5 separate regions of the Mus musculus genome follow, and all the other regions are linked to region 5. Evidence: chromatin loops called from intact Hi-C (ENCODE). Cell type or tissue: left cerebral cortex. All regions are shown on one strand. Each heading gives the region's core, and the rest is flanking DNA. Links, peaks and the distances in the headings are about the cores only.

Region 1 (6,111 bases), core at 661-5,660, 250 kb after region 5:
AGTGTGATTAGGCAAAGATTTAAAATAGCAAATAAAATAAATACATAGAATTTAGATTTTAGGAGACTTTCAAATAAGATCTTAAGGCAGATACAACAGCTAAAGCAAAGAAATTTATTTATTTATTTATACATTTTTAAATGCTTGGACCTGAAGTAAATCTAGAAAGAGAATCTGAAGCTGGGGATTGAAACCTGGACTGGAATCCCAGTGTTTGGAGGTTGAGGCAAGAGACTGTCATTAGTTCAGGGACAGGCAGAGTATGGAAACCAAAGGAAGCCAACTCAAACCAAAGTAGATTTATATGGGTCTTTAGAAAGCCTCCAAAGTATGATGGCACACTCCTAGTGGCCCTGACAAGTAGCTGAAAATTGTTCTAGATAAAACAACTGATGTTTGAAATAGAAGCAAGGGACTATAGCAATTGTTCTGTGGTCAAGAGCACTTGGTGCTTATTGGGCAAAGGGCTGGGGTTTGGTTCCTAGCACCCACATGGTGGATCACAATCATCTTTGATTCCAGTTTCAGGGGATCTGATATTCCTTTCTGGCTTCCTCAGGTACCAGGCTTCCATGTAGATATATATTCAGGCAAACACACACACACACACAGATACACACCCCAAAACAAAATTTCAAATAGATGCAAGACCTAAAGTTCAATGGAAAATTGGGAAATAACAGGGCTACTGAAAGAACTAATGTTAGTTAAGGAAGAGACTGAGAAATAATCTAGTTATTCCAATTTTTCTACTCTTTCTTTAAGTACCAGGAGGATTAACTATAAATATGGAGAGTTAACAATATAGAATTGTTTTTGATATGGGCTTGATTTCACTGTAAGTCATATTTACAGATTTGACATTAAATTCCTCAAGGTAAAAGCCCCTTGAACAGGAAAGTAGGCCAAAGGGGTAGGGGTGGTAAGAATCAAATTTCCCTTTTTCCCTAAAAATGTTTTAAAGAGGTATCAGAGACAACAGTTAACTAGATCTATTCAACTAAAGGTTTTCTTAAATTTACCTTTAACTGTTCTTTTGGGACTAATGGGAAAAGAAAAAGTTTTTTGTTTCCTATTACATAATTTTTACATATTTAATAGGTAGGCATCTATTACATGAATAAAACTATCACATATTAGATCTGCTTTTTACAGTTCTTAAAAATTCTAGGAGACATTGAAATACAGATAGTGCTTGCTCTGAGAAATAACTGTCAGCCTAGAATTACAAAGGACAAAGCCTCCATGGATCCATGAAAGGAACTGTTGCACAGCACGCTCACGGAGATCCCGATGGCTTCTTCTCCCAAATCTCCCTTGTGGGTATATGTAAGTAGGTTACACAATGCTCTACCTGCAACTAGATTCAACCACATGGCATAAGCCAAAGACCCATTGTTACTTAGCATATTCCTTAATCTAGGTGCTAGGAATTATTCTCTCCTTCAAAGGAACTACTGTCTCAATGTCAACCTTCAGAGCTTTGACTGGGACCTCATGTAAATGTGGTGCTGGAACACTGAGAGTGTCCATGCTCATAACTAGAAGAGCAATCTTGTTCTGTTGGTTGGCTAACTAATTATAAGTACATTCACCTAATGAGCAGAGACTCTCATTGTATTAGTAAGTGCCCATGCCCTCACAAACCTTTTGGGCACTATAGTCCCAATAACTTAATATATTTTGTTGATCATTCTGATCTTAAAACTGGTTAAAAAAAAACCTGGCTATATAATAAACAGTCTATTAGAGAATACACTATTACAGTAGAAACCACACTGACTTAAGTGGCCAATCCTATGATCCTCTAGAAAGGATGGCAAATTCCTAAAACTAATAGGACCATAAAATTCTATCACAGTGATAACAAACATGCTTTTAGAGTGTATAACAAACATGTTTTTGGATACCAAACATGCTGGGGTGGGTTTGATGCCACCCAAGAAACTGTTATGAAGGATGAGGGCCACTATAAAGGATACAAAGTAGAATCTAGAGAAAATGAGTTAGCATATCATTACATAGATCTAATCACTGAAAATTAAAACAAAGTAGTGTACCAGGATGGCAGCATGCCAAGAGGGATAAGTAAGAACGTGACTGTGCTTTAGAAGCACAAAAGCATCCATAAAATGTTGATTAAGAAAGTCTCTTAAGCAACTACAGGTGGCGAGCTACTCAGTGTTTTATAGCTGGTATTTAGGAACACAACAGGGATCAGTTCCAGGATAGTTTTTAGAACACGAAAACAAAGAACAGCAAGGCTTTGACACTCAGACAAGCTCCTGGCTGTGATGGAACAATGAGGAACAGGTAGAAAGGTCACTTACACTCATCTCGGAACCGGGGTTCTGCATTAGGCCCGACTCTGCCAAATGTTCGGATGACCTCTGTATGCAAAGAATGCTGGTCTTGGTACTGAGGGTCTTCCAGGAAAGAAGCCAACTGCATCTTCACTCTTTCTAGCAACTTGAAATCAGAAATAGAATATTAAAATTGGAGTATGTTGTTAGGGTGAACAATAACAATAATTGTTAGGGTGATTAAAAATGGCCTGTGGTAGTAGATTCACACTGCAAAACCATTATAGTGAAATTTTCTTATTAAGAAAAGATCTCACTTTCTGTTTCTGCAGTAATTTTTAAAAAAATTTATTTATTATACGTAAGTACACTGTAGCTGTCTTCAGAAACCCCAGAAGAGAGCATCAGATCTCATTATGTATGGTTGTGAGCCACCATGTGGTTGCTGGGTTTTGAACTCAGTACCTTTAGAATAACAGTGTTCTTAACCACTGAGCCATCTCTCCAGCCTTGTTAATTTAGGTTAACAAGCAAATACACTTAACAAAAACTTAAAAACAAGTGGAAAAAATAAAGCCAACTACGTAAGGAAAAGTTGATCAAGTTTTTGCTTTTGTATCTAAGTTATAAGTCTCAAACCATAGTGTAGGTACCAGCTATCCACCCCTGAAGCAGTGAGTCATGGCTGACTTACATCTTACTCACAGTTCCCTAAAAGACATTGTATTTTTAGGATTTAAGACCATGTTGAAATTCTGGCAAGACTGCAAGCATTGCAGAAAGATGTGTTCTTTTTTCTGCTGCTTTGTCAGTGAAATATGTAGAGCACAAAAAGGGGGAAAATATTCTTTCTATAACTAAAAATTTAGTTTTTATTGTAAGAATCTTTACAAAATCAAATTTCATTGAATTCCTTATTTTGATGAGTAATATGTCCACAAATCACTTATTTTCTAGTCCACAATTTTTTTTTCATTTGTACTAAATATATTCCCAGTATGACAAAAAAAGCAAAAAAACCTCTGAAACTCATTTTGTTAAGTGTTTAAGAATTTTTATTTTATGTGTATGAGTGTTTTGCATGTATGCATGTATGTGTGTATGTATGTATGTGTGTATACACACACACACACACACACACACACACACACACACTATGTGTGTACCTGGTGCTTGGAGAGGCCAGAAGAGGGCATCTTGCTTCTCTGAAAGTGGAGTTATGGATGGTTGTGAGCCTCCATATGGGTGCTGGGACCTAAACCCAGGTCTTTTGCTAGAGCAGCAAAAGCTCTTAACCACTGAATCATCTCTCCAGTACCTTGAGAAGTGTGTCATATGTAAGGTTGCAGTTAGGCACAGAACATAAAGACTTTGAAATGAAACCATAGTTTTAGAATCAAGATAATCTTCATGGAGAAAAATCTTGCTAAACACCTGAAGCAGGGAAGTCAGGGTTCATAGTGGTACAAGCCACAAGATCTACATAACATATTAGAGGATTTTATAAGGTAGCATCTATGACAGTTATTAGGGTTTAGGTCCCTCCTCTACTTCATCTGTAAAAGGGAGATAGCTTTGTTTTCCTAATGTTTTATGACAATAAAATATGTACGCTGGGCATGATGGTGCACATCATTAATCCCAGCACTTGGAAGGCAGAAGCAGGCAGATTCCTGTGAGTTTAACGACAGTTTGGCCTATACAGGAAACATCAGACCAGTCGTGGCTATTTAATGAGATTTTATCTAAAAGGAGGGGGAAAAAAAAGAATGTATGCAGGTTGGTTATATCCAGCTAGGCTAAAGTTAATTTTTTAACTGAGAATTCTAATACAGAAATGGAACACTTTTTAAAAAATAATAAACAATTAGTCTAAACTATGGTACTTTTAAATTTCTGGTAAGTAATAAGAAATGCCATAAAAGCTAGGATGCTCCCTGACCCCACCTTTGGGTATGTCATCAGAAATCTGTCATCACCACTGGCACAGAGTGTAAACAAATGTCTATGTCCTACCTCTCTCTGAATAACTGTTTCCATAATAGTGCCAAATGCTGGGATTGTAGCAATCCTGACAGAGCTGTTAGAAATGAAAAAGGAAAGAGACTGAGACTTCCCTGAAAGACAATAGGATCATCATTAACATATATATAAAAATAAGCACAAGGTAGAAATCCCACATTAGTCTCTAGCAATGACAGTTAAACTTTTAAAGAGCAGACCAAGAAGAATGCTCAATAAGACAGGCAGGATAACTCAGGGTCACAGTCTGTGAACTCACAATTCAGGATCACCGGACAAGGTAACAAGGGCCGGAGCAACCCGCTTGTCAACTAATGCTTCACTCATGCCTCGAAGAGTCAGCTGTAAACCAGTCAACATGCAATAAAAAATGGTTTGGTAAACTGGAATGAGAACTGGGTTAGCTGTGACTGAGGATGGGCAGGCAGACTCACTGGCCTTTCTTGCTTTAGTTGTCCACTTAAGACGTTAAAATGTTAAGCCTTTGGTTCATGCCACTACACTCACTGGTAACAACCTGTTAGTGAGATTAGCAGAGCATCCTTTCTTGGCTTGAAGAAATAGTCCATCAGCATGTTTTGGTTTTGAAAGTGTTTATTGATTATTCATGCTAATACTTTTTTCTCTATTATATGGCCTCTAAGTTAGGCTTATTGTGAGATTGCCTTAAAAAACAACCTCAACGGTGTACTAATAGCAACATGGTAAGTTGAAAATCAAATAGGCCTATAACCCACTGTCACTATTTTCAAGTGACTGTTAACAGCATGATGGTTATTTCTCACCAGGCACATTAGGAAAGGAATGCTGGACATGGAAGGCAGGGACAACACTTACATTTCAGGGTCACTGGAGAGAGTAATGAGAGCAGGAACAACCCTCTGAGCTACCAGAGTCTCATTCACCCCCTTCACCAACAGCTGATTGGTCAGCACAGGGGGGATTCACAGGTGGTGCATGGAAAGCAAACAGTGTGCCACGGGAAGAAGAGAGGAACAACCAAGAGAAAGAGAGAAAACACAAAAGCAAAACCAAAATTAGAAGCTAAGCGAATACTGCTACTAGAGTGCTTACCAAGGCATAGAAGGCTTAGAAGGAAAGAAAGCTTAAATTGCCTAGCAGTCCACAAAGAGGCTTGTCACCATTTGGATGGCAGTTTGTTCTTTAGGTCAAAGACTATACTCAATTTTCATCTTCAATTAAAATGCAATGAAAAGTTTCTCTTCTTGGTTTTATTGAGACAAGGTCTCACTATGTAGCCCTGGAACTCACTATGGAGACCAGGATGGCCTTGAACTTACAGAGATCCCCTTGCCTCTGACTCTTTTGTTGGGATTAAAGGCATGCACCACTATACTCAGCTCTCAAAAAAACAAAAAACAAACAAACAAAAAACCAAAACCCTAAAATGGAGACATACTGTATTAATAATAACTAGTTAGTTAAAATTATTAAAAGTCAACTGAGTAGGATTTTATTATGATCAATAAAAGACAAATAAACATTTTTGAAAGCAAACTTCAAAATGGCTTGTAGCCATCACTAAAGTGCTTCTGTTTTACAGAGAGGATATTAAAGACCACACAGTAAAACTCTCAACCTGTCCTCACACAGCCTTATCATCTGAGCTGAGCTGCAGACATAAACTGCAACAATATGCTCTGGAGTGTTCAACCTAGACATTAGCTTTGGGTTCAAATTCCAGCTCTCTCCCACTATTAGCCATGCAGCCTTAGATAAGTTACAGAATCTCAGGACTGTTTACTTATCTGAAAATGCTGAATTT
Region 2 (6,111 bases), core at 775-5,774, 120 kb after region 5:
AGAGGGAGCCAGAGAGTAAGAGGGCAAGAGAAAGAGAGGCAAGAATAAGAGGCAAGAGAGAGGAGGGGGCAAGCAGCCCCTTTTATAGTGGGTCAAGCGTACCTGGCTGTTGCCAGGTAACTGGGGTGGAGTTTAGACAGAATGCTAACAATGGGCGTACAAAGAGATAGATGCCTGTGCTCCTGAATGACTTCAAGAGGTGAAATCCAGGACTCCAACTAGTCTGCTCAAAGTAAGGGCTGACATGTTCACCGCAGCATTCCTCTACAGCCGAGAAGCAGGGAGCTGGGGAAAGTGCTTATCACAAAAGTGTGAGGGCCTCAGTTTGGGTTTGCAGAGGCCACATAACAGGCCAAGCATGACTGTGTACTCTATCCCATGAGAAGAGGTAGGAAGAGGGAGGAGACAGACAGGCAGATCTCTGTTAGTGAACCCAGCTTCAGTGGCAAGAGCCTGTCTCAGAAACCAAGCTAGCTAGGGAAATGGCTTAGCAGTTAAGGCCACTGACTACTCCATCAGAGGAGCAGAGCTTGCTTATCAGCACCCACGCTGAGCAGCTCACAAAAGCCCCTGTAACCTCTGCTCCAAGGCATCTAACATCCTTCTTCTGAAGAACGCCTGTACACTTGTGTGCACATACACAAGTAAACATGCATACACACACACACACACACACACACACACACACACCATTTAAAGCATTTGAAAAGGTAAGTTATAGGACAATAGAAGATAGCACTTGATGTCGATCATCAGCACCCACAACTGTACATACATGTGCACATGCACACACCACACACACAGACACACACACACTTATACAAATAGAAACAGCTCAAGTGTTTAGTGTGCAACAAGTAAATAAAATTCATCATAGTCACATTTTGAAATGAAAAACACATTTGCAATATGAAAATGTCACCCAATAAAAGAACAGCCAGGAGAAAATGTGCTCTATCCATATCATGGAATATGTTCTTACAGTAAGAAAGAATGAAATGAAATGCTCTAAAAGACTGATCAGATTTTAGAATCATTTCCACTGAGAGAAGAAAGTCCTGGAAGATGATACAGTGTGTCATTTCACTTCTTTATATAAAGTGTTCAGATGAGATCGATTTAGGGGGAACAGGAGGATTTGTTGTGGCCGAGCTAGGCTGAGGGGATGGGAACTGCTCAGAGTGGATGCATGCCTTCTTTGGGAGTGATGACGTTTCTGAGATTGAAGGTAGCATTAGTTGTATGTGAACATGTGAGCCAGGACCATATATACCGTACTTTAAGAGTGTGAGTTATACGGCGTATAGACTTTACACAGCTATCCGGAGGGGCGCCGTACCAATGGAAACAAACTGAACAATGACATGTGCTCTCTCTGGTCCATGGGGGAGGTTCCTTTGCTGTATCTGCTTCCTTCCCAGCTGCCTGGAAGGACAGAGCCATGAGCTGTCGTCTTTGTACTTCTAGACCCCAGCATGGTTCTCAGCCCAGGCGGTCGTTCCTGAGTGTCGCAGGGAAACATATCCTAAGTGAGTGCCTTTAGTGAAATATGACATTGGCTGCTTCTGCAAAGGTAACAGCTCACAGAAAAGACCCACAGTCTGGCCCAGTGACATGGCCCAGTACGTAAAGAAACTTGCCCACAAACTCACCATCCTGGGTTTGATACCAGGACCTACACAGTAAAGGACTCCCATAAATTGTTCTTTGATCTCCACACAGCAGCATGGAACATATATGAGTGTAGTGCAAGATTATTATTTTTATTGGATATTTTATGTATTTACATTTCAAATATTATCCCCTTTCCTGGTTTGCGAAATTATTAAAAAAAAACAACCTAGCCTGGTACATAGCTCGAGACTGAGACTGCAAGTTTCCCCCAGCCAACGCCTCTCCCACCAATGCTGGCTCTGCCTCTCCGGAGCTCTGAGATAGCTCTCTTGGTCCCCACAGGCAGCTGTGGGTGTGTTCTTGCCAGCCCACGCTCTGCTCAATACCTTTCCCCTGGAGCTCAGGCCTTGCTCAATCTTCCCATTCCAAAGCCTGGCCAAATTCCTTTAGCTATGTTCTTTCCCTCTGACCCACCTGGGTTGCTGGGAAATGGAGAACACCAGACAATCTTAGTTTAGAATCAACAGATAACACAATTGCTGGGTGTGGGATATATCGTCCAAAACTCATCAACTATTCTATGTTAGAAATCTTCCAGTGGTGTATTCTGGTGGATTCAGCCACAAGATCTAACAGTATCTGATGTACATTGTGCCTCCTTTTGCTCTCCCCTCGAAGTCCAAAAAGGGGCATTCCTTTCTCCTGCATTTCCTCTTCCTTTCCTTGACCTGGAAGGCCCACCTCCTCCTCGCCCAGTAATTGACTTCTTGTCATCTTTATTATCCAATTAATCAATTATTAGGGAAAAATTCCACTACATATGAGCATGTGCATACACTCATACAAATAGATACATAAAATATAATTAGAAAACTAAAGTTGTTACAATGCCAAATTTGATCAGAAGTAAACAAAAGAATTGACAGCTTCATTTTTCAAACATGTTTTTCATTGTTGGAATACAAACAGGTTATGCAGACAAGGTGCAGACATTCCTTCTATGTGGGCAGGGAGGGATGGGACTTTTCAAAGTAAATTCACATGGTTTTGACCAAAGTTATGGTGTCTCTCACTGTTTGCTACTGAGCACTGCAGCTTCATGATTTCATCATGGGCCTCTGAGTCCAGTATTAGATTCAGTTTCCTTAAACGTTGTCCACTGAGTACTTGGTAGTATGGATGCCTCTGGTATCAGGCAGTGGTATACACTGCTTATGAAGGCTCTTTGAAGCATCTTGGTTTGTGAATGCTGGCTATTCCATCCTCATGAACTCACACTTCCCAGATACTCTGAATGAGGATTCAACCATTCAAGTCCATCTGTAAGGGAAAAAAAAAGCTCCATTCTCAATATACGATGTAGCCAGGAAACAAGTTTCCTTCTTTGACAATCCAATGGGGTTAACCATCCAAAGGAATCCCTTCCTAGCACATGGCTTACAGTGTGTATGTAGAGAGAGGGGAACTAAATCCTCACTGCAATGCTATTTTTCACTTCTCAGAGAGGCAAAACCCACAAGTGGAGTCACACACTCTGCTGGTGGGTTGCTCTATAGCGCAAGCCTCGGAGAACTTGGAACTAGCTAGCAGAATTACATGCATTACCTTCTGGTTCAGCAGTCTCGGCACTAGGAATCCCTGCCAAAAATCACACTCTCAAAAATAAGAAAGACACACACACTAGGACTTCCCTGGTGTCCCGGGGAGTCTGAAAAGCCAGGAATAGCCCAGTGCAGCAGAGAGCTCACTCAATGAGCTAGGGCATATCACACACACGCACTGGAGTTCTGGGAACCAGGAGTGAGGTGCTCTGTGTGCCAACATAGAGCGAGAGTCATTTGAAGTGCAACCCAAATACAGAATGTGTTGTGCAGAATGGGCTATCCGTTCTTTAGAAAAAGGAAAAGTAAATGTATGCACACACATGTCTATTTGCTTCTGTAAAAAAAAAATGGGTACGTGAAAAATTACTGCAGGGAAAAAAATATCACAGAGTGAGCATGATAGAGATCACAGACAGACTCTCCTCATGTGACCTTGTTTAGCAGTGATTTTGTGTGTGTGTATGTGTGTAGATGCTATAAAACACAATTTCATAAAAATATTAAAAAACCAAAAGCACATATACATACACATATGCACAAATGAGTATATACACACAAAAGAAGCAAAAATATAGTCTTAATTTGACTTATAAATATCAATATGAACTAATACAGTATCATTTTAAATAATTTTTTTTTTAGTTTTCTTCACTAAGAAGATCTAAAAATAATGATCATGAGTTACCAACTCATGAAGAATATTCACAGGTCTTTAAATCTGTTCCACAATGCACGGAATGAAGGCTTCCCAGGAATAACTGATTTCTCTTCAGAGACAGGAGATGGACAAAGTGAGCCTGGACCATGTTCTCAGACAAGAAGTCAAGGGCACCATCAAAGGCTGTGTTTAAAGGACACAGGAGGGAATATGGAAAGCCCAAAAGGCTAAGAAGATACTATTTAAATATTAGTAAGGAAGACAAGGCAGAGGCAGCAGCAGCAAGGAACGTGGTTGGAGAGAAGGCTTCATGGTCAAGAGCACATGGAGCCCTCACAGAAGACCCAGGTTCAGTTCCCAGCACCTGCATCAGGTGTTTCACAATCATCTGTAACTCCAGTTCCAGGAGATCTGGCAATCCTTTTGGCCTCTGTTGGCAACTTTGTGCATATAGTATACATGCATGCATGCAGACACATGTATATGCATAAAATAAAAATAAAATTTTAAATAGAGATTTCAAAAATGCAGTGAATTAAAACAATTTATGTTGAAACTCTATGTGTTCATTAAAGAGCTTAGACATATTATGAAATGGCTAAGGCAGGTATGTTTCACTATTCTGAAAACTAACTAAGGGAAAGAGTCAAATACCATACTGGCTGGTTTTATGTGTCAACTTGACACAGGCTGGGGTTATCACAGAGAAAGGAGCTTTAGTTGGGGAAGTACCTCCATGAGATCCAGCTGTGGGGTATTTTCTTAATTAGTGATCAAGGGGGAAAGGCCCCTTGTGGGTGGGACCATCTCTGGGCTGGCAGTCTTGGGTTCTATAAGAGAGCAGGCTGAGCAAGCCAGGGGAAGCAAGCCAGTAAAGAACATCTCTCCATGGCCTCTGCATCAGCTCCTGCTTTCTGACCTGCTTGAGTTCCAGTCCTGACTTCCTTGGTGATGAACAGCAGTATGGAAGTGTAAGCTGAATAAACCCTTTCCTCCCCAGCTTGCTTCTTGGTCATGATGTTTGTGCAGGAATAGAAACCCTGACTAAGACAAATTGGTACCAGCATGGTGGGGTATTCCTGTGACAACCTGACCGTGTTTTGGGGAGGACTTTGGAAAGACTTTGGAACTTTGGGCTTGAAGATCCATTCATTGTTAAGAGCTCTGTCAGATGTTGTGTAGGAGCTTGGAAGATAATGTTGAGAACAGTGCAGAAGATGGAGGTCTGGTTTGTGAAATTTCAGAGGGAAAATTAAAGACTCTTTTCAGGACCATTGCTATTTCGATTGGGAAGATTTTGTGGTTCTGGTTAGCTGGGGCTGAAGAATCAGCTGTGATTAACAAGATACCAGAACTACTAAAGTGAAACTTTTGCATTACTCGGACTATTGATGCTGGTTAGCTGGAGCTAAGAAATTAGCAGTGATTAAGAAGAGACCAGCATCACTGAGGTGACATCTCCTGGGAAGTGTTTTCTGAGAGCACAGAGCTTGTGTTCCAGAGATAGTCAAGGTTGTACCTTGTGCTGTGGCTAGACTTGGTAATATGTAAGAGTTACCCAGGTAGTACTGGTTTTGAAGGCATGAAGGGGTCACACAGAGCAGCTGAGGCTCGGCACTGTGAGAGGCCATGGAAGGCCATTGGTGAAGGTGCAGCCTCAGTTGCAATTGATGGCCCAGGACTGAAGGGGTCATGCAAAGGAGTTGAGGCTTGGCACCATGAAGAGAGCCTATGAAAGGCTATTGGTGAAGTGTAGTTACAGTGGAAGACAGCAGCGTTTTGGAGATGCCAGTACCATGAGATGACCACCAAGAACAGCAGCAGCAGTGGAGTACAGGCAGCTGGAGTCTAGAAGACAAGGTGTGTGTTACAAAGGGCAGGGCTGGAGAAGTGACTGAAGCCCTTGGAGGAGCCCAGAAGATTGTGAGTTGGATCCCAGACATTGGACAGTTGGAGTTTAATTTTTGCTTTTGATTGTGACTGTGCCCTGATATTTTTATCTCTTGAAGGAAGAAAATATTTTAGTGGATTCCACAGTTAAGGGACTTTTAATTGTAAAAAGACTTTGGATTTTAAAAGATATTGGATATTTTAAAAGGATTGAACTTTTAATATGTAAAGGCTGTGGGACTTTTAAAGTTGTTTAGATCTTGGGGATGAATAAGAACTAAGGGTTGAGGCTTACTAGTGATGTGTTTGTATGTCAAGTTGACAAGGGGTCAATTGTACTGGCTG
Region 3 (6,111 bases), core at 609-5,608, 210 kb after region 5:
TACCAAGTGCTGGGATTAAAGGCGTGCGCCACCACGCCTGGCTGTGCGGTTTCTTAATGGCATGTTTTACACTCTGTAAATGGCCATCGAGGGAATCAGCCCCAAGGTCTTAGGTAACCTGGTATGTGTACGCATAGTTATCTCAGGGACAACTGTGCAACTGAACTATCAACATAAGGCTTAAGACATTTTAAAAGCATATTTTCATTAGCTCTGAAAACAAATTCAGTTGAAATTATGGGAAGACAGATATAAGAGAGCATGGCCTTCCACTGGACACAAACAAGGCCTCCCGAGAGCACTCAGGGTTGGTCACCTAAGTGGAAATGATCTATGCAGAAGTCTGCATATGGTTCATATGCATATAACTAATGCTCAGAGTGAATCTTCATGGTGTAATGTCCTCTAAATAATTTGCGTTTTAGTAGCACATATTCCCAGTAAGCTTACTGAGGAACAATAAACTTACTGGGAGGTGAAATGGCTCATCAGGCAAACACACCTACCACCGTGCTTTCTGAATGGAGCTTCATCCTCAGACCCACAAGGCTGGGGGTAGAGCTGGCTTCCAGGCGAATTATCCCCTGAGCCAGTGTTTCTCATCCTTCCTCATGGCTCAACCCTTTGATGTAGTGCCTCATGTTTTGGTGACCTTCCCCACCCATAAAATGATTTTCATTACTACTTCATAACTGTAATTTTGCTAATGTCATACATTGTAATTGAAATATCTGATATGCAGGATACTTGATGTATGATCCCTGTGAAAGGGTCATTCGACCTCCAAGGAGGTACACCCACAGGCAAGAACGGCCATGAGTCTGCTCTCTAGCCCACAGCTCACAATAGTTTTAAAATATATACATGTACATATATACATATTTGTACATATATATATATATATATATAGTTACAAATAAAAAATGTATGTAATTAAAATGCCTCAAAGAAAAGCAGAAGAGAAAAAGAAGGTAGGGACGGGATGATCTGAGAGATCAACTTAAGCCACATACAGTCAGTTCACTGTGCCCACGAATTCTGCACACAATTCAATCAACTGCTGATCAAAGATACAACTTAAAATCTGTGACTATGCTGAACATGCAGCAACTGTTTTGGGTTACTGCTCACTAAATAAGATAGCATAACAAGCACACACACTTGCCCTGAGCTGAGGAAACCATAGGAGGAGGTGGAGGATGTAGCTTAGTGGTGAGATGCTGGTCTTCGCAGACCAGCCCCTGGTCCTCGCAGACCAGCCCCTGGTCCCATACCCAGCACAGCCAAGAACACACCCAGCACATGCCTGCACACAGACATACATACAAAATAGGAGAACTGCCAGCTAGTTCCAAACGCTATGCTAGTCTGTTATTAGAATCAAATGTGGGTACGTTTTTCCCTCTCACTGTGTGGTCAGGCAGGTTTTCTGAGGCAGCTAGCTATTGATAGAGACCCGGTTTTTTAGTTTTTGTTTTTGTTTTTGTTTTTGTTTTTAAAGGTAGCTCCCTGTCCGACCTGTTGATCACTTCATTAAGCAAGCAACATTTGAAGTGCTTCAAATGGTCGATTCTGTTAGGTCCTCGCGCCTTGCCCTCCCTCACCCACTCTAAGAGACCCAATTTGCTGGCAATGAAGTAGAGCGAGTCTTTTTACTGTGCAGCTCCAATTTTTAAGTACATTTGCACTATTTCTGTCCTGGTGTCAGCTAAGCTGCCTTTCTCTTCTCTCCTTACCTCAAACACAGCCAGGTCACCTAGGGCAGTGACATTCACAGAAGCCAAAGACTGTTTTAACAGGAGAAAGGAGAATCTAAAACTGCTGAGCCAAGAAACCTCGCTGACATTTTCCCTTCCCGCAGAGGAACCCCCAAGCGCACATGATGTTTAGCAGGCTTCCCTTCATTGAACAGCTCAGTCTACCCGGACAGAAGTGAACATTTGGCTTGGTGCTTGGGGTGGCTGCCACACTGAGTAACACGGTGGTAAAGAAATCACTCCCGGGAACCGCAGTGAGACTCCTCAGTTGCCAGCAGACCAGCAACTGGGATCCAAGCTCTTTATCAAGCACTAGCGACTCCAGAGGGACCCTAACGCGGGATTCAGGGATCTGGGAGCTCTTCCTGCAGGGACTTAGGCTGCAGGGAGGAGATTCTCCACACTGACTTTTGCCTCCTCCTCTAGGCTGCTGATGGTGCCTGAAGAGCTGCCAGAAAAGCCCTGGTCCCCAAGTACTATGCATTCTAGTTACATCCTGTCCATCACCATTGGGCCCAGACCCATCCCAGGTGGAGGCAGGGATTGCAAGGCTTGTTCTTGGCATCAGTAATAGCTCGAGGCACATCACTACCCTAGTTTCTGCCATTGCAAAGACATATTTCATCCTAACATGGTCAAAGGTTTCTAAGCACAAGCAACTCCTGCCGATCCATGAACTGTTTGTGGGGCGGAGGGAGAAAAGGGAACATACGAAAAGGAAAGCTTGTCAGCTTGGCCAAAGAAACTTCCAACTCTCATCCAGGACATCTCTCCTACACTTCTCCGCCTTCGCAGTGGGGCAGATGGAGAGAAAACTAAAATAGGGAAGGGTGTGAAGACCAAGTCAGGGACCCTGCACTCCCAGGGACCCACGCGGATTGAAAGCACGCCCCCAAGGGTAGCAGGTTTTAGGAAGGAATCACTAACCTGGTCTGTACATACAATCTTACTGAGGGTCGCAGAGGTCCGCGTTAGCTACAGATGGGAAGAGCCTACTAGGTGCACCCGGAGAAACAAGGTAGCACCCAAGCTCCGTGCTCCACAGATCCCGTGGCCCAGGTTCCGGCTTCTGCAAACCTCAGCTTTCCAAGCCGCAGCACCCTCCCAGTCGCCGTCCCTTAGATCCACGCACCAGCTGGGGTCTCCATCCGGATACCCCGAGTTTCACCTGGTGCTCGTGAGGCTGGGGCGCGCCAGAGGACCTCGACCCTGGGGGACCACAGGCGACAGCGGTGCGGATCCTTACCTGCAGTGGAACGAGCAGCACGCAGAGCGCCAGCAGCGGCGCGGGCAGCTGGCGGCGCCGCCGGGCGCGCGGGGCCATGGCGCGGTGCGGGCGGGCTGGGCGCGCGGCCTCTGTGGACCGGCGGTCGCCGCCGCCCTCCGCCCGCCTCGTCCCGCCCCGTGCGCCCGGCTCCGCCCGGCACCTGCCCCCGCGCCGCCGACCAGCTCCGCCAGGGGGTGCCCGAGCGTGGGCTGCCGTGACGCGGGACAGAGATGGTTTTGGCATTCCACGAGTGCTTCAGACCCGCGCGGAGTCCTGTCCGAGTGTCCCCAGGCTCTGAGCTCTCTGGGTGCAGCACCTGCGTGCAGGCGCTAGATAGCCCTGCCAAGGTTGTCCTTCGCCTTCAGTGGACCCTGCCTTGTCGCCACTGTGGACCCTGCCTGCACAAGGTGCACCCCTGTTGGGGTTTCCTTAACTGTAACTAAAGAATCTACACAATGTAGTGTCCACGGCTCCCCCAAACCTCCTTTACCCAGCCCTATACTTCCCCTCATTCTGGCCGCCTCCAACAACCGCTTCCTCTTGGCTGTTCTCCGAGTCACCGCACCTGTCTCTGCCCTTCACCCCCTCTGTAACACTCATAGCAAGCTTTCCAGGTAGGTAGAAACTTGCCACCATGCTTAACGAAGCCCTTCACCCGAACCGCTAGGTCACCTACCTTACCTCTTCTAATACAGAACTAGTTTAAAGTCAGGAATAAGCGATCCTGTCGTATTAGTTAAGGGATTCTCATTACTGGCTTCTGGGTTTGTCTTTTTCCAAATTTCAGGTCAGTGTTGGTTACACAATGGTACATACAGCCTTGCCTCTGTGTAGTAACAGTAAGAGGAAGAGCTTTGTCTCCCAGTCAACAGAAACACAGTGTTTTCAATTCCTTGAGTGCCAGAACCGTCTCTGCCAGCTTTCTGACCTCCATGTTAATGGTTTTTCCGTCTAATTCTGAGAAACTATGGAGTTTTCTAACAAGGAAGACTGGATTTGTCTATTATTTCTTTGAATTCTGTCAGTTTTTCTCATCCTTGAAACTCCCTTGAGACATAGCGATTTATGTCTTCTCGGTACATTGACCTTTTATCATCACAACATGCCCTTCTTGATCAACATAAAATTTCACATTCTGGTCTACTTTACATTTATGTGTAGCCATGTCACCTTTCTTATGAATGCTATGTAAGTAGTATATCTGATTCTTTCCCATGCAAGACTGTTTAAAGTGGCAGCATACATTTTAGACTGTTCCTGCCTTCCTATTGGAGCGTGCACATTTAGTGATCGTCACATACGGTGAATTGAAGTCTATTACCTTTCTGATTTTTTCTGTTTGTTGAATCTTTAGTCCACTTTTATTATTGACTTCCTTTGTGTTTCTCTAAAACAATTTTGGAAACAGTATTTTATTTCATGCATTGCAATACAATTTTGTGTTAAATAAAATACTACAGTAGAACTCTTTGATTTAAAATGATATTATTTTTAAAACAGTAAAGTGGGAAAATTTTCAGGTTACAAAACCCTTTCCTGGAAAACAGTCCTTTGGATTACTTCTAAGATTCCATTTTGTCACCCATCATTAGCCTGCTTCATACATATCCTTGTTTGCGTGTGTGTGTGTGTGTGTGTGTGTGTGTGTGTGTGTGTTCATGTGCACGTTGTAGGCCTGAGGCCAATGCTGAGTATCTTCCTTAATTACTTCTCCTTCTCAATACAGAATCGTTCACAAAACCTAGAGACCTTACCAATTCTGCTAGATTGGCTGGCTAAGGGAACCCCAGGGATCCTTGTATCTCCTCAAAATACTTGCTTGACTTTTAAATTCTTGGCTGTCCAGCCTGATTGGTTTACTACCCAGTTGCTTTTATGTTTTCTGGAAACTAAACTGTGTGTGTTGCCTTAAAAAGTTAAAAATCATTTGGAGAAGCAAGTCCATGTCTAAGAATTTAACATATTGACACACTGAGGGAATGCACAAAACTGTTTATTTCAGCATTTTGATAAAAATCACACAACGAAAAAAAATGTGTATTTCAGTAGAGAAAAGTTTGCTTTTCATGGTTTGTAATATTTAAAACCCCTACATGTTTGTTGAAAAGATGTTCACATAGTAAATGAGAGAAGCAACTTACTGCTCGATTTCACATTTGTAAACAAGCACAGCAGCCTCATGGGGTTTACTTGAAGCAGTTGAAGATCGTTTCTAGGAAGTCCACAGCGGCAAGTGCTGAAGCTCGCAGTGAGTACCCCCACTGCAGCCTGGAGAAGAGCTCTGCAGCTCAGACAGAGGTACAGAGAGGCTCAGGACTCTAGGCAACAAACAGAAGTGAATTTTCAGTAGCAGCCGAGTTGCACAGTGGGGAAAAGAGAAAGTTAGAACTTTATTTTTTGATGGTTTAAAAGTGCAGATGCTCCCTGATTAATGACATGGCTACATGAAGATGAACCCACAAGTTGAAATAATCCAGCCCAGATGCCACAGGTCAGAACACAGGACTCTGCAGATTGCTGGCTGCTTCCCTTCTTGCTCCCAGCTGAGTGGGAGCTGTGGTTCAGCTACTGCCTAGCACCAGGGCAGGATTGTGCACTCTGAGTCAGGAGGAGGAAGAGGAAGAGGAAGAGGAGGAGGAGGAGGAGGAGGAGGAGGAGGAGGAGGAGGAGGAGGAGGAGGAGGATCCAACATTCTCACAGTGCTTGTGATGGATGCTATTATTCTTGGGCCGTGCCAAAGCTGAAAAAGATGGAGTTTATTCTCCTGACTATTATAAGTCAGCGACCAACTGAACTTTCACTGAGGGCAAAGTTCTTTTATAATTTTTAAAAACAATTTTTAATCTTACAGGAATATGTATATGCTTGCTAAGTTTTTTCTGTAACACATGTGTACAAGTGCTAATATAGTCCACAAGATGGGACCAGAGCTAGATCCCTGGGAACTGGAGTTACAGGTGGTTGTTAGCTGCCTGGTGTGGCTGCTAAGAACTCAACCAGGTTCCTCTGCATGACCAGTAACTCTTCTGAACTGCTGCGCCACATCTCCAGCCCTTGCAATTTGCATTTTTAGACACAGTCTCATAA
Region 4 (6,111 bases), core at 365-5,364, 240 kb after region 5:
GTTCAAATTGTTCTCATGAGCCTGTTTCAGAACTTGGAGGCAGAATGGTGACATTATTTGCTTTCCATCTCTTCTTCTATAGGACCCATCCTTCCATGTCACTCACCTGAATATTCTCATCACATCACTTCTGGTGTTCTTTGTTGAGAGCTCAGATATCTCCCTCATACATTTACTCCAGTATCTTATTCTTACCCAGTTTGGAGTCTGCGGCCATCACTTTACACATTTCTCTACAGGACTTTTAATGTTCTGCTCTGCACATGGAAAATCAGCTCTGGCTATGTCTTTCTTCTGAATCTCTTGGGAACAGCTGATCTTGCCAAAGGCCGAGGCATGGGGTTGGGTGTTAAACAATTATGCTTAGTAGTTTCTCTCTAAAATTCACAATTCTTATTTTCAAGTGGGCTCAGAAAATTGCTTGGCAGGTCTACAGTTCTCCCACAGTTCTTGAAGGTGACTAATTTAAAATTATTTCTCAAGCTTCCAGTATTTTCTAGAGGCCAGGCAAGCTAATGTCTGCTTCACACTTGACTGATAAAACAGAAGGGATTATGTGGAAACCCCCTAATCTTCCTACTACTCACCTGCAAGTGTCTGCCCTCGTAGCATTTTCTCCTGTCGTAATAGTACACTACGTCCATCTGTGTGCTATTTTCTCAAGTCTCCCTTTCATAGCTGCTGCCCCTGGCTGCTGCGGCATTCTCATTAGCCTCAGGCCCCACAGTACCAATACTATGGCTCGAAGACCCAGTAATGGTAATGACTCTCCTTACACATGTCCATCACAATCTATTCCTAGTAGTACTGCAGCTGGACTTTACGGGTTCCTATCACCCTCCTCCACCCTTATCCCTTCCAACCCCCAACACTAGGTGGGAGGGAAAGAAGGCTAGAAAGAAAAGGGGGTGTCATTATCAGACTACCTCCTGCTGATTAGGGACATCGAGTTACTTGGGGTAATTTTGATCTTCGTCCTCAGGATTATCTCCAACTAGCAACCACTAGCAGCAGCAGCACCCCTCTTGGGGCTCTTGAATTTGTATACCCTCTCAAGAGTCCCCAGAATTCCAAAGCCATGTACTCACAAAAACTATCTTCACCTGGCAAAATCACATTCCTGTCAGAACACAAGGCAAATCATAGTCTGCTGCTATGAACAATCTGAAGCAGTCTTATATCCCACACCTGGGATTAAAACAAAAACATTCCCATAACATTTCTGTTTTTAAAGAAACCAATATTCTCACTACACAGTCCCTTAGATTACTGCTGTCATAGCCATGGATGCAGCTGAGAAGCCCTTCCTTGTAACACCATTTGCTTTTTGATGCCTTAGTGCTATCTCACTGTTGCCTTCTGCTTTTGCTCTGCTGAAATTTCCAAGTGTGACTGGCAAGGTTGCTTTAAATTCTTTCTTCCACATAACTCATCCCAGACTCTCATTTCATTAAAATACGAGTGACTGTGTCCAGTACTGGCCTCTCCTGAGATGCAGGTGTAGCTAGTTTACTTCTTAAATGGCACTTTCACCCACAAATCTCAGGCATCATAGATTTAACAAACATAAAACAGAATTAGAATCAAACTCGGGCTCCTTTGCTTCACTACTGTGCATCATTCACTCCTGTTAGTCCATCTGTGGGTAGCCCCACTCTACCCATGCTGTTCTTCATGTCTTCCTAGCTCAGTAAGTCACTTGCACTTAGGATTCTTCTCTCTTCTGTCACACAGCCAAAACCTATTTTTTCTACTTTTAGGTAAAATGTCAACTCAAAGAAGACAAAATATGCAACCACTCTAATGATAATTCTCCCTCAGCCTTCCTGTCAACCCGTTCTTTCTTGCCCAACATCGGCTTGTCATTACTGCAACAAATATGTTAGAGAAACAACTGAAACTCTTCCTCAGGTCAAGAACTTGTATATAGAGATACTCCTGCTATTCAAATGTTTCCTGTGTTTTGGAAGAACTTAAAATCAATGACTATCATCTGAAAAGAGTTCGCACTTTACTTCGCAACCATGACATCTTAGTGACAGGTAAGACAATTAAAATAAAGGAATGTTACTTGAGATATACTTCATGGCGTGCCAGCTGTTTTCCTCTTAAAACCTTATTATTTAAATATTTTGATTCATTAATAAAAGTATAACAGAAATATACTGGCCTACTATGAATTCCCTAACTACGGATTGAAAAATTTTCATAAAAACTGTCAATATCAAGCACCTACATTTTCTGTACCTGCAGTAATCCTTAAACAATAATTATCTTTAAAAGTATAGTCCCTGGTAAGTTGACCACACTCCAGTTGAATGTTACACATACAATACTATAAGGCAGCATAAACCAAACATGATGGGTTTACTAAATCCAAACCAAGCCAAAAAACAACTACCACCCTCAAAACAAACAAAACACAAATACTCCCCCCTCCAAAAAAAAAAAAAAAAGAAAGAAAGAAAAAATGAAAGAAAAGCCCTGCTAAGTTAAGAGGATACAGAAAGGGGCATGGATCTGGGAGGCCTTTGGGAGTACATAAGATCATAACACTTGTGTGAATTTCTCAAAGAATAAAATCTTAAAAAAGAAATTATTTCCTCTACCCAAATACTATTATAATTAACAGAGCATTTGCATTGTTCTAGACACTTTCAGCAATGGAAAGATGACTCAAAAAATATGGAAGGATAACAATAGCTATAAACGCTTTGCCACATAGGCATCTGTAGATTTTTGTCATCTGCTCTGATTCTTGCAACAATCTCCAGATACCAGAAGGCTCTTTATCTATTCATCTGGTAGCTAATATACATGTATTCCACTGTAGCTCAGAGTAGATTATAAACATTTTCTTTAGAAACTATGTTTGAAATACATTAGTTTTATATTGCCACAATCCTTTTAAATAAATGTAAATTAGAATAGGAAATTTATAGAGATTAGATTTCTAAAATGTATTTTCATGAATAAATAATTTATTTTTGTACGGATAAAGTGATTCAAAGTGAAAACAAAATACACAGCAAAAACAAGTATGCAAAACATTTATTTATAACAGATCAACATTTTGACATGAAAGGTAGCCACTTTCAATTTCTCAGGAATGCCTAGAATCCAACAGTTCAGAAAAACTACTATTCAATAATTTCACTATAGGTAAAAGAAATGAATGGCTTTGCCTAAGGCAAATAACTTTATAAGCTTTGACTGCATGGGAAAGCTAGCTTTTCCACAGGAAGTGAATGTGATCCAAGTGTATTAAAGCCAATTTACACAATAAATATGAGAATCATGTATATGCGTCAACTGTGTAAGGCCTCACATTAACCCCTTAAGCCAGTTACTCCGTTTCATACACAACACTCTGTGTCGCTGTGTAGACAATTGGTCAATTCCAGTGGGGCTGTCTATCAACGTAAGACTATACAAATAAAACACAGCAATGGGAATAGCCACCGAGTTTAAGGTACCAGGTGGCAACAAACCAATAATAACTTAACTAACATCACTTTCACTTTAGAAGGGAAAAAGGAACCCCAAATGTCCTAAACTTACTTAGTACTTCTCATACAGGATGAAAAAGTAAACTGCAAAGTTTAAATCATCAGAAAGCATCCTAAAATGTGTTATAGGAAGTAGGCGTTAAATTTCAGACTTAAATTATATTTTCTTGTGTATTTCAATTTGGGAATAAACAATTATTAACTCTTCTCAGTACATTTATTCTTGAGCATCTAAATCTAGTACAAATGTTGTGAAATTCACCCTGGCTACTCCTCACCATGCTCAAGTGCTGTTTTCCTCAGGGAACTCCATCCTATGCATCTATGTGTTGGGAGGCTAAACAGCACTTAAAGGATTCTCAAGAGAGATGTGAAATGTTGTAAGTCTCATCATTATCTATTGACTGTAGGATCTGCCATTCAAATTCACCACAGCAGCCTGAAATACTGTGTGAAAGGAATGCATGTAGTTCCTACAGAACATACAAACTCAAGTCCAAAAGGCACAGAGTAATGCTGGTGGCTCTTTCTAGTCAGTTAAGAAATAATAAAAAGTCTGCATTATTCTTTCATAATTTAAATACTTAAGTAATTTCCACTTTTATTACTTTATAACAATGACTTCAAATTTACATTATTTTAAGTACCATTGTAATAGCTTAGAGTATAATACAGATATTTGTGAATATCCCATCCAAAAATAAAAATTAAAAAAACAAAAGCAAAAAAACCCCTCTTCACTATACATATATATATTATATATAAAAGTTATTCTCAAAAATAAGAACATAGAATAGGGACTTGGTACAGACCATTAAATCAAGTTTCTATTACCACAGTTATAATACCCAAAGAAATAGATACACAGCAATAATTAAAAGCAGTGCAAATATCTTTGGAGGTTAGGATAACATTATAACACAAGAACATAAAGTCAGGAAATCAAAAGGTAAGCGCTTCAAGTACAAGGAGCAGTCTACTTGAGGTCCATCTTAGTGTCCACCGGGGCGGGCCTCCCGCTTCTACTTCTTTCTCTGAAACACATTGGCCAGCATGGCACCTGATGTTGTCAACTGGCCCATTTTGTTCAAAAACTTGGTCTTTGTGTCTTCACTCACTAAACTTGCAGCAATTGACATTGAGCTAGAAAAGAAAAATTTAAAAAGAATGTAAAGCATTAAAAATTTAAGAGAAGGCACAAGTGTGGAGGTCAGAGGACAACTTGTGGTTCTTTCCACCATCAGGCATGGTGGCAGTGCCTTAACCTACTGAGCCACCTTGGGGACTCTTCAGTATTTCATTTGTTAGTGACATATTATCATTATATCACACAAAGGTAAGGAAGATTTGTGATGAAAAATTTTTATGTATTATCTTAGATTTGCTCTTTTACATGAAAAGCAGCAGCAGTTAACACCACACATGGATCAGGGTTTGCCAGACTTTGCTTTCCAGCTGTGAGGCCTTGAGGAAGCTGTTTATCTAGACAATGGGGCCCTTTGGGACTCCACAGTGCAAAGTGCTTATAGTACATTATAGCACTCTACAAATGTTGGTAGTTTAATGGTTATCCTTTTGCCTGCATGCTTTGTTCCTCAGGAGCTATCCACCGCTTCCCACCCCCACCTGAGACAGATTTCTTATTGGCCTGGGAATTACTAATTTGGCTAGGCAGGACAAACATAAAGTCTCTGCTACCTTGGAGGTACCACTACATCCAAAAACCAAAAACGAAAAAAACCAAAACGAAAACACACACACAGACACACACAGACATAGACACACACAGGACACAGAAACACACCAAATCAAACCTCAAAACTGGTTCTGGGGCCTGTAAAGCTAGCATGGCGAGCAGTTGCTGACTGAGTTACCCTCCTAGCCTTGTGCAGTTCTTTTAACTCTATCACGTCATTCAATTCTTACAGCAAGTCTGGAACATAGATATTACTTATTTCCCAAATGAGTAAACTAAATCACAGTGAGGTTTGCACTGTGCCAATAAACCTATTTCTTTGTGTTTGTGTGTGCGTGCACGAGTGCGCATGTTGTGAGCAGCTAATTATACTAATTTCAATGAATAGATTTACAAATTCATTTCTTCTTTTCTCCAGCAGCCTAGTATGCAGGGAGTAAACACAATCTGAATGACTGCTGAAGATTGCTTATTTACCACACTGCTTAACAGGAAGAGAACCCTGATCAGGCACAACTTTTCAGTGCCCTGACAAACGTCCTGCAGTAGACAGGAAACCCAGCGTACTGCATTGTGGTTTTGATCAAGATGCTTTAGATCCCATTTAGATTCCGTTTCCTTGTCTATAGAACAGAGCTTGCAGTTTCTACTGTAAAATGTCCTGAGGACTAAATTAGGAAACGTGTGTGAACAAACCAAGGGCAATGTGTGGCAAGTTACAATCAACTTGCCTAATTTTAGAATGAATTTATGTTTTAAATGGTGGTGCACACTAGCAATTTCAACACAAATACACAGGAGGCAGAACTATAGGTAAAACACTGGATGGAGTGTGTTGGGAAGCTCTTTTCATCATAGAAGATGAGGAAAATTCCCAAGGGACTTGTATGTGTACTAGCTTTGGGA
Region 5 (6,111 bases), core at 522-5,521:
AATAAGAATGTAAAAGTTCTCTACCCTGTGGGCTTTAAGTATAAAACCAAAAAGCCCCACACACAGAAAGACCCCCTTTCCTGAAAATAAAAAGTCATGACACTTTAAAAAGTGTTAAAGAAAACTGCACTAGCTTGATAATGTGTTTAAAATAGTCTGAATTATTTTGCAACTTGCTCTTAGTGCAATCACCACAACCTAGAAAGGAAGTCACTCTCCCTCCTTTTATAGAGGGCACTAAAGCTCAGCTTCAGGTTGGCTGGTTGCTGTCTCAGGGCTGGAATGTAAACCCCTCCCTACTAAGTGCTGTTCTAGACCACGCTGCCTCACTCAGAGCTCTACAACACCAGCCTCCCATCCATCTCCAGAATCAAGAAGTTCCGAGTGCAGGAGTGCACTGGCAAGAGTGGTCTTACCTAGCTGGAGGAGGAAGAGCATTTGTTTCCTTTCTACACCTGGACCCCAGGAGAAAACCTCTGCACAGGAAATCATACACTTCACTTTGCTAATCACCTGCTAACTAAAATAGTTACCTGACTGTAAAAAGCCTCTTCCAACAGTGTTTTATATCACAACTGATGCTTGTATTCCTTGCTGCAGTCAAGCAAACCAAGCATTTCACTAGAGGACATGGCTATTCCTGCTCCCACCTCCATCTGGAGATGCAGTGCTACATCTGTTTCCCTTAGACCACCTAGGAGGCCGACCTGACTCAAATGCTAATGAAGACTACTTTTAATAAGTGAGAAAACCTCAGGGAAGACCCACCAACACTTCACCATGAGATATATTCTAGCAATGGCCTAAGAAAACAAATGCAGTGTATATTACTAATGAATTTTAGATAGGACTTCTAGCCAACAGAATTAGCTCATACTTATATTTCATACTTTGGAGACAGAGGAAGGATCCCCCAGTTTGAGGCAAGCTTGAATTACAATGTGAAACCGTCTCAGAAACAACAAAACACTACTCCCTTTTATTGTCATCCCTTACATACATATTTTAGCATCTAATACAACAGAATTCTAATATCCAAACTTCTAGGTAGCTGCTCTCTATGCACTCTGACTGACACAAATGCGTCCAGATTTTCTTGGAGAAGTAAAATTTAGACTAAAACCCACTATAAAATTTTCTTTCTCAAGCTCCAGCACAACTCATACGTTATCTGTACTGCAAACTGAGTAGAAATAATAGGTCAGTCAAGAACAATACAACCAATCTGCACATTTACAGAAAAGGGGACAATTTCACAAGGTTTTCCCCCCTACTAAATTTACTAATTTTAGTAGGTAAAGAAAGGACTTGTGGCCACTTAATTTTGATGCGTTCAAGTATGGCTTATGAGTTTAAGTGACACTAAGACACAGGATCTTTTATTCAAATGTTAATACTATTTGTCAGGTCAAACAACCAAGCTTCAAGCATTAAGAACAACCAAAAGAGCAACCACACAATACCAACCACTGTAGACTACCAAGATAACCAATGTGGTTTGTTTCTCATAACTCTGCATCGATAGTTAAGGGAAAACCTTCTAAAAGCGAATACCCATGAATAGTGTCAGTGCCTATAAATCATTCAAACACAGGAATAAAGCTAGTTCCTAAAGCCACAGGGGGTTTTTGTTCCTAAGTCTTTATGGCTTATCTTATTAATAACAGGAAGAGAACTGTGTTTAACATTTGGTGTTTGCAGCTATTTTCACATATGAGAACTCTACAAAGAATTACACACATCCTAAGATACATTAATGAGTACTCCCACTACTGTTCCTTGGGCCTATTTGTGGAGCTATATATACAAGCATAATGGTTTATTGCAGCTGGGAAGAAAGTAAGATTTATGTCAAGTCTCCTAAAAGGAGGCCCAATACTCAAGTTTTTATATAATGTACAGAATCATCCAAACCCCATTTTAAAAGCTATGAACTGTCACTTCTAAGAGTAAAACCACATTTGTTTATTCCTGTTTCTCTGATGTGGACTAATAAGCACCAACTCACACTGTCCATGGTTAAGACATTGTGTGCTGAACTTCACCCTCAGGGCACAGAATATAAAGCTGTCATTCAAGTTTTATCCATAAATGTCATTAGTTTAAAAAAATTAAAGAAACCCAGAAACCCACTTTATAGTTATTAGGTACAATTCTAAAGCTAGGTACGGTATTCTGAACCAGTATACCTTAACAAAAAATTGAGTTCGGATATGCTTCCCTTGGTCATAAACACTAATAAAGACAAATATGATTCCTAAGCAATGAGAAGCTGCAGAGCTGCAGCCAAAGTTACTTCCAGGGCAAGTTAAAATGCAGCCCCATGAATTTCTCCTTTATCAGGTCTAAGTCGCCACCAGCCTTGGGCCCACGTGCTTCTCCACCTCCACTACCAGCCCTTCAGCCAGGCTGGGGCCCGGGCGGGGCCAGGGCTGAACGGCACTGGTCACGTGGGCTGCGCGGCCGCCATCTTGCCGGGCGGAGGAGGGGCAACCCCGACTTGCGGCTGTCTGCGGGCCGCGACCACGCGCGACCCCAGCGTCCTCCGGAGGACCCCGCGCCTCCAAGAGCGGCCGGCATGCGCTCCAGCCCCCTCCCTGCAGAATCCCGCCCGCGCCCTAACTTCTGTGCGCTTAGGTCACCGAGGGCCGAGCAACAGCTGGGCTGGACCGCGGGAATCCGCACTTTAAAAAGCCCACCTGCACCAGCAGCCTCAAGAATGACAGCCTGTGAGCAACAAGATTCGCTCAAACATCAAGTCCAAAACAGCGTCAGCTGGTGGACTTGGGGACCCACAATACCCCCCCCACACACACACACACACACCTCCAATAGGTGAGATCTAAGTTGTTTCATCAGAAAGAAATGGTTTGTTCATCAACCCTAAACAACTACGGGAGATAAACAACTACCTGGGAAATACGCGCTAAGCAATAGCCCCAGTGTCTAGCGCGCTGTCTTAGCATGTTAATCCCTGTAGCATTTATTCCCTACTCCCACTTCCTGAGAAGTGATGATGTGCTGAAATTAGTGGCAGGATGCCCAATCCCCTTTGTCCACTCCTCCCAGCACTCACTGGTGGCCAGAAAAGGCCATGCACTGCAGTCACAATAAAAATCTCATTACTCTGATTAGCACGTATCTACCCTCTCCGTCTGCTTTACAGTACCACATTCAAAGCAACATTAAGGGAAAGGAGATCCTCACAGTTAAAACTCTGCAATTAGTGCTGTACCTGTGTTAGTATACTATGAATGGAATGATGTAAACTGTTCTGTTGTGGGACACTTTCATCAGACCAAATTCAAGGTTATCTTATATTGTCATAAGAAAACATGTCCCCAACCTGCTCTCTTCTCTAAATTTAACAGCTCTGTGGTGTTGCTTTTCAGGTAGATTTAGTGAGTAGGCTGAAGGGTGAATTAAGCTTTTATTATCATTTACACAAACGTGTGTGCTGGTAGTAGAGACACTAGAAGATGGTATGATTTTACACTCATCAAGAAAACGCAAGGTATTAGTCTTATTACATCTGGATTTTGTTAAGATTTATAAGATAAAACATGAAATTGTGATTTCACAAATGCCTCACGGGGAAAAAAAAAGAAAGAAGTACTCAGCCTACATTATCTCTAAGGCAGGCCCTTTGAGACCTATCCTAAATGCCCAGGGTTCTTTGGTAATGAGTCTATACAATCATTAGTGAAACATAATGCTCAATTTTAGTTCTACCATATTGAATGACTGCTGATACATGTTAACTTTCAAGCGCGGAGGGAGGGAACACCTCCCCCCCTTAAAGTGGAAAAGCATGGCGTCCAAATCAGATCTGATCCACAAAAATAAGGTCTTAATCTACAGTTTTTACTGCAGTTGAAACATATCCCCATTAAATCGCCATTCTTAAGTGGTTTATTGGGCCTAATTAAATTACTTTCAAGACTGTAAAAATTCTTTAAAGTTTTCGATAAGTGGATTCCTATGTACTAAATGTGTTTTAATAACTCTTTCAGACAACGTTAATGCCTAAAGACCTAAGAGATCACCAGACCCCAAATCTGAAGTAGAAATCAAGCCCCTTAGGAAAGCTTGTTTGGTAGTCTGTTAAAGGTTTAGCCAGGCCATCCCAAGTCTTTACCTAGATGACCGATTTTTGTACTTAGGTCAGCCAATTCATAGGTCTCCACAGAATACCCACCGGAACACACACACACACTCCCAGTGAATACAAAGTTCTCCGACTAAAAGCCAAAAGACCTATTCAAAACCTTAATTAGCACACACTAAGTATAAAAAGTTCCTTATGCCACAGTAACCTGGCAGTGCCAAGGGGTAAGGCGGTTTTTAAACAGGCTGAGACTAGGAAACAGCCCACCCAGGGCTAAACGGACGGTGGTTGACAGCCCCAAGCGCTTGGCTTTTCCCCTTGCACCTAGCACCCAAATACTCGAGCCCAAAATGTCCCACGAGCCTCCTAATTCTGAGGTCTAGGGTCAGGGAGCTCCAGTCTTCCGTGATAACTCGTGCACATCAGAAGAGAATTCTAGAGCATTCTGTTATGGCGGGTGGCTCAATGTGCATGTGGGTGACTGGAAATGAGCCACCCAAGAAAATGACGATGACTACCCATGGCTGAGAGCCGCGGAGTGGTTATTCCGAGACACCTGCATGAGGCTGGGGTCAGAGCTGGATTCTGAGGCCCGCCGAGGCGGAGGCCGGAGCTGCGACTGCACTTCTTCGCACCTTACCTGGGCCCTGGAGCCCGCAAAGTTGCTGGGCTCCACCTCCGCGTCCTCCGGCTCCACCCGGAGTGCGCTGCGGAGCCTCTCCAGGTGCTCCCTCAGGGTGACCCGCTGGTGGAAGGAGAAAGCCGGGTGCAGCGAAGCCATGGTGAACAGCAGCAGCAGTTCCTCTTGGGCCCTGAAGCCGAGCCCGCCTCCAGTCCCGAGCTTGGCGCAGCCACTGCCTTCCGGGCCGGGGCCGTCCTTCTCCGCGTCCTGCTCGCCATCGCCACTCGGCTCGTCCTCCACGCTGCCCCGCGAGCCCTCGGCTCGAGTCGCGCGCAGGCTTCTGAGCACCGCGTCCACCTGGGGCAGGAGGCGGTGCAGGCGGCCAGCGGCCTCTCTGTTCTCCGAGCCCAGCAGCGCTAGGTATACGATGAGGCGCGAGCGCACGGCGGGCTCTCGGAAATCGGCCAGCGACCCTGGGTCCGAGAGGCCGTTGGCCTTCGCCTCCGAGTCGCGCAGGTAGTGGTAGTCCTTGCGCGCCAAGTCCTCCAGGCACGAGCCGAGAAAGCGCAGCTCCAGCGGGTTGCACAGGTCCAGCAGCCCGCACATGAACTCAAGGCGCTGCGCCGAGCCCAGCACCAGCCCGAACCACTCATACACCCGCTCCTGTTCGCGCAGCGCCGCCGCGTGCCCGCCGCCGCCCGGCATGCCCGCGCCCGCCGTCGGCCCGCTAGCAACAGGCGGCTCGAGCCCCCGGGGCGGCGACGGCGGCGGCGGGGGTCCCCGCGGCAGGCCCGTGGGCGGCGGCGGCGGGCGGCAGTCGCGGCGGCGGCGCAGCGGAGCCTTTGCGCCCGGCCGCGCGTCCGCCTCGGGCTCCTCCGCGTCGGGCGGCGGCTCGCTGGGGTGCGTCGACTTCGGTGGCAGCTTCATCCTCAGCATCCTCAGCTAAGGCGGTGCGGACATGCGAGCGAGGGAGCGGGGGCGGCGGGAGGAGCCGAGCGCCCGGGCGGCGGCACGGCCGTCAAGAACGTTGCCCCTCCATGCCGCCGGGGCGGGCCGGGGGCGGGTCTCGCCGACCGGGGACGGGGGGCGGTGGCCGGCCGGCAGCTTCGTCCCGGCGGGAGGCGGGGCGTGACCGCGACGGCTCCTCCCCTGGGCTCTGTGCCCGCTGGGGAGTCCGGTGCGGGAGGAGCAAGTCGACGAGCGCGTCCTCCTTCCGCCTTTCCGCGTCCGCACGGGGCTGGCGGTGACGGCCTGAGCCGTTCCCTCTCGAGCCGGCGCTGGCAGAGCGGCTTGGCGAGGAGGAGGAGGAGCAGCGGGGCTGGGCGGAGACGCTGGCGGGCTCCGCGCACCGCACTCCAGCCAATCAACGTTTAGATCTGGC

The links. A loop is a pair of places that touch in the nucleus more often than their neighbours do. Peaks named below come from ENCODE experiments on the same cell type or tissue, not always from the same donor. Only the 100,000 strongest peaks of a DNase experiment are listed, where the experiment ranks them.
Region 1: it touches region 5 in a loop (2.9-fold over the local background); 4 of 42 quality-filtered maps call a loop at or near these places.
Region 2: a loop joins it to region 5, with 2.3 times the contacts of the local background. A loop is called at or near these places in 2 of 42 quality-filtered maps.
Region 3: it touches region 5 in a loop (4-fold over the local background); 6 of 42 quality-filtered maps call a loop at or near these places.
Region 4: a loop joins it to region 5, with 2.0 times the contacts of the local background. A loop is called at or near these places in 4 of 42 quality-filtered maps.

The regions. Positions count from the first base shown.
Region 1 is chr1:105,739,569-105,745,679 of GRCm38, reverse strand. Relch (RAB11 binding and LisH domain, coiled-coil and HEAT repeat containing) reads right to left here. Exons shown (of 29, transcript NM_173187.4): 23 at 5,163-5,245; 24 at 4,320-4,383; 25 at 2,331-2,469. Among named protein-coding and RNA genes, the nearest start is that of Tnfrsf11a, 38 kb to the left of the region's middle. In left cerebral cortex, for the core only: no CTCF peak of the experiment used is centred there; a DNase peak (open chromatin) is centred at 3,015; H3K27ac peaks cover 1,273 bases.
Region 2 is chr1:105,873,933-105,880,043 of GRCm38, reverse strand. It overlaps Gm41926 (a long non-coding RNA gene), which reads right to left. Exons shown (of 4, transcript XR_878429.1): 4 at 2,548-2,934. Among named protein-coding and RNA genes, the nearest start is that of Gm41926, 13 kb to the right of the region's middle. In left cerebral cortex, for the core only: a CTCF peak has its summit at 3,154; a DNase peak (open chromatin) is centred at 3,244.
Region 3 is chr1:105,777,722-105,783,832 of GRCm38, reverse strand. Tnfrsf11a (tumor necrosis factor receptor superfamily, member 11a, NFKB activator) reads right to left here and starts at 3,110. Exons shown (of 10, transcript NM_009399.3): 1 at 3,004-3,110. The coding sequence starts at 3,081. In left cerebral cortex, for the core only: a CTCF peak has its summit at 3,228 (motif pointing right); DNase peaks (open chromatin) are centred at 1,914, 2,503, 3,206 and 3,514; H3K4me3 peaks cover 2,024 bases; H3K27ac peaks cover 875 bases.
Region 4 is chr1:105,752,044-105,758,154 of GRCm38, reverse strand. Relch (RAB11 binding and LisH domain, coiled-coil and HEAT repeat containing) reads right to left here. Exons shown (of 29, transcript NM_173187.4): 29 at 3,024-4,652. The coding sequence ends at 4,532. Among named protein-coding and RNA genes, the nearest start is that of Tnfrsf11a, 26 kb to the left of the region's middle. In left cerebral cortex, for the core only: no CTCF peak of the experiment used is centred there; no DNase peak of the experiment used is centred there.
Region 5 is chr1:105,990,345-105,996,455 of GRCm38, reverse strand. It overlaps Zcchc2 (zinc finger, CCHC domain containing 2), which reads right to left and starts at 6,050. Exons shown (of 14, transcript NM_001122676.1): 1 at 4,749-6,050. The coding sequence starts at 5,666. In left cerebral cortex, for the core only: CTCF peaks have their summits at 3,082 and 4,890; DNase peaks (open chromatin) are centred at 3,680, 4,705, 5,019, 5,321 and 2 more places; H3K4me3 peaks cover 3,612 bases; H3K27ac peaks cover 2,130 bases.